2 separate regions of the Homo sapiens genome follow, and region 2 is linked to region 1. Evidence: chromatin contacts called from ENCODE Hi-C data. All regions are on one chromosome and are shown on one strand. The core of a region is the stretch at or near the end of the contact, and the rest is flanking DNA. Distances in the headings are between cores, read along the strand shown. Region 1 overlaps INSR (insulin receptor). Region 2 holds the start of CD320 (CD320 molecule).

What was found. Hi-C counts contacts between places; a loop is a spot of excess contacts on that map. Pooled maps may share reads with other maps.
Region 2: a loop to region 1 is called in a map of CD8-positive, alpha-beta T cell, with 20 times the contacts of the local background. The contact joins the promoter of CD320 here to the enhancer-like site in region 1. A Hi-C loop is called at or near these places in 7 of 168 maps with a recorded cell type or tissue (B cell, CD4-positive, alpha-beta T cell, CD4-positive, alpha-beta memory T cell and 3 more) and 5 of 50 pooled maps.

Annotation. Positions count from the first base shown.
Region 1 is chr19:7,195,269-7,198,426 of GRCh38, forward strand. The region is part of intron 2 of INSR (insulin receptor); the gene reads right to left. Among named protein-coding and RNA genes, the nearest start is that of INSR, 98 kb to the right of the region's middle. RefSeq lists enhancers at 2,068-2,267, 2,080-2,916 and a silencer at 2,748-3,158. Within about 2 kb of position 1,608, at least 11 of the 41 ENCODE cell types and tissues checked have a DNase peak (open chromatin) inside an H3K27ac peak, as active enhancers do.
Region 2 is chr19:8,307,108-8,310,265 of GRCh38, forward strand. It overlaps CD320 (CD320 molecule), which reads right to left and starts at 1,251. Exons shown (of 5, transcript NM_016579.4): 1 at 1,042-1,251. The coding sequence starts at 1,183. It also overlaps a transcript of NDUFA7 not described here. RefSeq lists enhancers at 14-754, 741-870, 755-1,494, 1,550-2,079 and silencers at 951-1,040, 1,015-1,353.

The DNA.
Region 1 (3,158 bases), core at 358-2,857:
ATTTGTGTAGCTTTCTTTCCATATATTACTAACCCTAGCTTGAGGTCATTCGATAAAATAACTGGCCTGTGCTCTTCAAAACTGCCAATGTTGGCCAGGTGTGGTGGCTAACACGTGTAATCCCAGCACTTTGGGAGGCTGAGGCAGGAAGATCACTGGAGATCAGGAGTTCGAGACCAGCCTGGCCAACATGGTGAAACCCTTTCTCTACTAAAAACACAAAAATTAGCTGGGTGTGGTGGCGCATGCCTGTAATCCCGGCTACTTGGGGGCTGAGGCAGGAGAATCACTTGAACCCAGGAGACAGAGGTTGCAGTCAGCCAAGATCTCACCACTGCACTCTAGCCTGGGTGACAGAGTAAGACTCCGCCTCAAAAAAAAATAAAAATAAATAAATAAATAAATAAATAAAAGCCAATGTTGGGAAAGACACAGAAAACTGAGGAATTGTGCGGACTTAAGAGACAGCAGCATTCAAATGCAAAGTGTGATCCTAGATTGGAACCTTCGCCTAGGAAAAAAAATCTATATAGGGCAATATTGAGACAACAGATAAGATTATAGAAGACATTGGATTAAAATACTGTATCAATGTTAATTTCCTGATTTTGACAACGGCACCAGTACCATCATTATGTAAGAGAACTTTCTTTCTTTTCTTTCTTTTTTTTTTTTTTTTTGTTTGAGACGGAGTTTCGCTCTTGTTGCCCAGGCTGGAGTGCAATGGCACCATCTCGGCTCACTGCAACCTCTGCCTCCCAGGTTCAAGCGAACCTCCTGCCTCAGCCTCCCGAGTAGCTGGGATTACAGGCATGTGCCACCACGCCTGGCTAATTTTGTATTTTTAGTAGAGACGGGGCTTCTCCAAGTTGGTCAGGCTGGTCTCGAACTCCTGACCTCAGGTGATCCGCCCGCCTCAGCTTCCCAAAGTGCTGGGATTACAGGCATGAGCCACCACGCCTGGCCTCAGAACTTTCTTGTTCTTAGGAAATATCCACTGAAGAATTAAGGAGTATGTATCATGCCTGCAACTAACTCTCAAATAGTTCAGGGGAAAAAAATGTATATAATGTGTGTGCATAAATATATTAGAAAGGTAATAAAACAAGTAGAATAAAACGTAAACAATTGATTGATCTAGATATAATCTTGCAATTTTTCCGTAAGCTTGAAACGACATCAAAACAAAAAGCGACCAATTTGTCCAAAGCAAGGTTAAAAGCCAGAGAAATAGGAGACGCAGCGCTGCATTGTTAAATGACTTGCGCACAAAAATCCAGTCACTCTGACACTTTTTTGTTTGCCTCCCTTTTAAAGTTCAAATTAGTTTGGGTTTTTCTTAATTAAGAAGGTATGTGATAAAAAACAAAACAGAAAATACAGAAACCACCATTAAATGATTCGATAGCTCCACATATGTTAATAACATTTTGTTACATTCTTTCCAAAGCTTAAAACTTTCCGAAGTTTAAAAAAAACTTAAAAAAAAAAAGTTTAAAAACCTTTCCAAAGTTTAAAAAAAAAATACTCAAGATTTATGATTCCAAAAATTACTGCTTTCCAGAAATTTCCAAACGGAACAGTTGCGTCATGGGCCTGCTGGTACATTGACCACAGGGCCCCGCGGCTCTCCCTATAAGTGTGAGTTTTATAAACTCCTTAAAGTAATTTATTTTGTTTCCATTCAAGGCCTTTCTCTCCCACACTGGCCCCAGACCCTGACCTCAGAGGTTCGAGTCCCCGGAGCCAAATTCCTCTAGTTGGAATCTAGTAAATGATTTAATGGCAAAGGGGCAGGGGTTGGGGGCAGCCAAGGAGGTGAACTTTTGACAGCTTCGTGGTCAGCAGCGACGACCGCAGGAGCGCGTGTCCTTGAAGCGGGGAAGCGCCCCTTTTCCTTGCCTGACAATACCGCCCCACACGCGATGACGCCTTTGGAATAGAACTGCGCAGCTCTTTGGAGACATACGGCGCATATAGAGGCTAGAAAGGGAACAGAGTACCAGAGGGCCTTCCCGCTTCGGGAGCCGCAGGCTTCTTCTCTTCGGAGAGAGAGTGAGTGAGTGAGTAAGCGAGTGAGTGAGTGAGTGGGGAGGGAGTGAGTCCGTCCACGGGGGCGGGCCCTCTCCATGCTGCGGATCTCTTAGGAGATATACTGCGCACGCAGAGGCCCGGAAGGAGGCGGGGTCCCAGGGGTCTCCTCGCTAGAGCAGCCCCAGGATTGGCAGGTTCCAGAGTGGGAGTGGGGGTGTGTGTGTGTGTGTGTGTGTGTGTGTGTCAGGTTCCAGAGTGGGAGTGTGTGTGTTTGGGTGTGTGTGTGTGTGTGTGTGTCAGATTCCAGAGTGGGAGTGTGTGTGTGTTTGGCAGGTTCCAGAGTGGGAGTGTGTGTGTGTGTTTGGCAGGTTCCAGAGTGGGAGTGTGTGTGTGTGTTTGGCAGGTTCCAGAGTGGGAGTGTGTGTGTGTGTGTGATTGGCAGGTTCCAGAGTGGGAGTGTGTGTGTGTGTGTGTGTGTGTCCCCAGGATTGGTCGGTTCCAGAGTGGGAGAGAGAGCGAGAGAGAGAGAGAACGAGAGAGAGAGAGAGAGAACGAGAGAGAGTGTGTGCGCGTGTGTGTCTGTGCAGCCCCAGGATTGGTCGGTTCCAGAGTGAGAGTGTGTGTGTGTGTGTGTGTGTGTGTGTGTCCCCATGGTGGGAGTGTGTGTGTGTCCCCATGGTGGGAGTGTGTGTGTGTCCATGGTGGGCGAGCGTGTGTGTGTGTCCATGATGGGCGTGTGTGTGTGTCTGCGTGTGTGCCCGTGTCTGCGTGTGTGCCCATGGGGGCGAGGGAGGGAGCCCTAGGCGCTCAAGGCTCCGCCCCCTCGAGCCGGAGGCCTCAGCGCAGCACAAAGCCCGGGGCGCACTCCGCTCCGGGGAATCCGGCCCCGGCGGTTGCGGCGGCCGCAGCGCCGCCCTCGCGCTCAGCCAATGGGCGGGCGTGCTGCAGGGGCGCTGGCCCCGCCCCCCGGGTGCGCCGGGCTCCGCTCCCCAGACTGGCGCTCGGGCAGTGGCCGCCGCCGGGCGGTCCCGGCCAGAGGAAAGGGCGCCCTGGGAGGGCCCCTCGTGGCTGCAGACCCCGCAGGTCGAGTCTGCCACGGATGGAACTTTGGAAAAAGCTAGGGA
Region 2 (3,158 bases), core at 1-2,500, 1.1 Mb after region 1:
ATGGTGAAACCCCATCTCTACTAAAAATACAAAAATTAGCCGGGCATGGTGACGGTGCCTGTAGTCCCAAGCTACTCGGGAGGCTGAGGCATGAGAATTGCTTAAACCCGGGAGGCGGAGGGTGCAGTGAGCCAACATTGCACTGCACTCCAGCCAGGGCGACAGAGGGAGACTCAAAAAAAAAAAAACAAAAACTTTTGTACTTGGTTAACGTGAACGCTGCCTCCTTAAAAAAAAACAAACAAAAAAAAACCCAGGAACATTTAACGTGAATGTCAGGGACTTTGGGATGAGTCCAGGGACCTAGAAGTGCGGAATGCACAAAGGAGCTGGGAAAGTGTGTGAGCCTGAGCCCAGGGCTGCAAGTTGGGAGTGCCTGAGTGCACAGGGAGGCCACTCCAACCCTCCAGCTGCCTCTAGGGGTATCAGAGAGGGAGCCCGTCCCCACTGGCCACCAATACCTCTTAGGCCAGGGCGAACACGTCCACGGGGGTATATTCAACTTGTGACCCCAGTCTCTGCGAGAGCCTGCAGTAGCATGGGGGGGAGAGACCTCGCGTTCTCTAAGGATGGAGGACAAAGGAGGAGAGACTGGGAGGGCAGGGACGGTTGCGGAACGGTCACAAGGCCTGGGCGCGAGGGTTTGGAAGGCAAAGGTGCGAGAGGCACCAGGTGACCCGTCCTGCGTGATTAGCGGTCGGACAATCTGAGCCTGCTAAGAGCTTTCCTGACCACGCTGGTATGAAGGGCGGCTTGGAGGTGACAATGGGGGACGACAGGGCACAGCAGGTGTGGAGACGGTGTGCAGGGCCGGAGCAAAACCGTTAAAGGCAGGTGGAGACACCCTCCTCCCCTCCCCCAGCATGGGGTCTTCCTAGCACCAGTGCGCGCCTTCCCACAAGCGATGAAGTCCAAGTCCACGTGCTGGGGGAGTGTCATGAACTGACGTGCGGTGCAGCCAGTGACTAGGCGTTGTCGGTGCGCGGCGGCGGGGCGAAGCCTCGCGAGGGGTGGGAGCCCGCGCTGCGGGGCGTCACTCACCTGCGGCCTGGGCAGAGGTCGGGGTGGAAAGCGGGCTCGCGGCGGCCTCCAGGCCTAGTCCGAGGCCGAGCAGCAGCAGCAGCGCCAGGCCCAGAGCCCCTGTTCGCCACGCTCCAACCTGCGCCATCCAACCGCCGCTCATGCTGTCCCCACAGCGGCGCCGGCCACGCGCTGTCCAGACCGCTCTCTTATCCCTGCGCACGCGCACGCGCGGGGTTGGGGCGGGGCCCAAGCCCCTGAGTTCTGCGGCGCCCGCGGCTACGCGTACCGTAAATGTCAGAATAGCAGGGAAAAGAGAATTAGAGGCCCGTCCCCACTTTCCCCAGTGACCAGATCAGTTGAAAGGTATGGAGCCCGCTTGAAGTTAGAAACTTCTGGGGATGGGAAGGAATTTGTTGGTGTTCATTTGCATTATTTCCCGTTCCAAATGAGGACTGCTGCAAATGTTACTGCCTCGTGATCTTCTTTAATATGGCAGCCACGCCCCTCAGGCACTCCGCATTTCCTCCCTCATCCCACTGCTTTTGTGGCGCCGACAGGTAATTTATTTTATTTACTTATTCTGGTTTGTTGTCCGAGTCCCCATAGAATGCTAGCTACTGGAGGGCAGGGATCTTCTGTTGCTCACTGCTTTATTCTCAGGATCTGACACATAGTGCTTGACTCATAGTAGGCTCTTAGTAAACATTTGGTGAGTAAATGAATAAATGAAACGTCCATTCTCGGAGTCGGGTTGCTTGGGGGGGAAAAAGGAAAGGAAATCAATTAATTAATTAAATTTAATAATAAAGGCCGGGCGCGGTGGGTCACGTGTGTGATCCCAGCATTTTGGGAAGCAGAGGCGGGCAGATCGCTTGAGCCCAGGAGTTCGAGATCAGCCTGGGCAACACAGCAAGTCCCCGCCCGCCTCAAGAAAAAAGAAAATTAGCTGGGCATGGTGGCTCTAATTTGTAGTCCCAGCTACTCAGGAGGCTGAGGTGGGAGAATCACTTGGGGCTGCACTCCAGCGTGGGTGACAGTGAGACCCCATTTGTTAGAAAAGTTGGCCGGCGCGCTGGCTCACGCCTGTTAACCCCAGCACTTTGGGAGGCCGAGGCAGGCGGATCACGAGGTCAGGAGTTCTAAACCAGCCTGGCCAACATAGTAAAACTCCCGTCTCTACCAAAAATACAAAAATTAGCCGGGTGTGGTAACATGCTCCTGTAGTCCCAGCTACTAGGGAGGCTGAGATGGGAGAATCGCTTGAACCCGGGAGGCGGAGGTTGCAGTGCGCCGAGACCACATCATTGAACTCCAGCCTGGGTGACAGAGTGAGACTCTGTCTCAAAAAAAAAAAAAAGTTGTGGTCATAAAACTTGGTTCAGATGCCGTCAGCGGCATGCCTTGCCTAGGGTCTTGCCCTCCTTGTGGCCTCTGCACACCCTGCCTAGTCTTTCCTTCCCTCCTGACCTTTCTGAATCTGATTCATCCTTTTGCCCCAAGCAGAATCCCACCTTCTCCAGGAAGGTGTTAGCCTTTGTAGGACCCACTCTGGGACACTGGTACCTGCTGCCTGTAGCCGTGGCCTTTCCCCTTCCAGAGGGCAGGGCGGTCTCAGCACCCTCTTGGTCCACAGCTGATCTTTTTTAGCTGCTGAAGGGTCTGGGGCTGTGCCCTGGGGAAGCCATGACACTCCCCTGCGTAGGGTCACTGGGTGGCTCCTGCAGCCAGACTTGGACACCCTCCCTTTGCAGATTTCTGTCTCCTCCCCAGGAACCAGCTGCCTTCCTTCTGGGGCGAATTCATTCTTATCCCACAGCCCCAGCATAATGGGATCTGGCTCAGGGAGGCCTTTCCTGATCTGCCCTAGGTTTGCCTTCCCTGTGAGCAGCCCTTACTGTCCTCTGCCTTCCCCGTTGAGCTGCAGGGTGACCATGGTCAAGCAGGAGCCTCAGTGGGAAGGTGCTGAGGAAGGTTCATGTGAGAAGTGGCTGTGGGAGCCCTCAAGAGATGGAAGTTAGGCCAGGCGCGGTGGCTCACGCCTGTAATCCCAACACTTCGGGAGGCAGAGGTGGGCGGATCACTTGAGGTCAGGAGTTTGAGACCAGCCTGGCCAACATGGCGAAACCCCGTCTCTA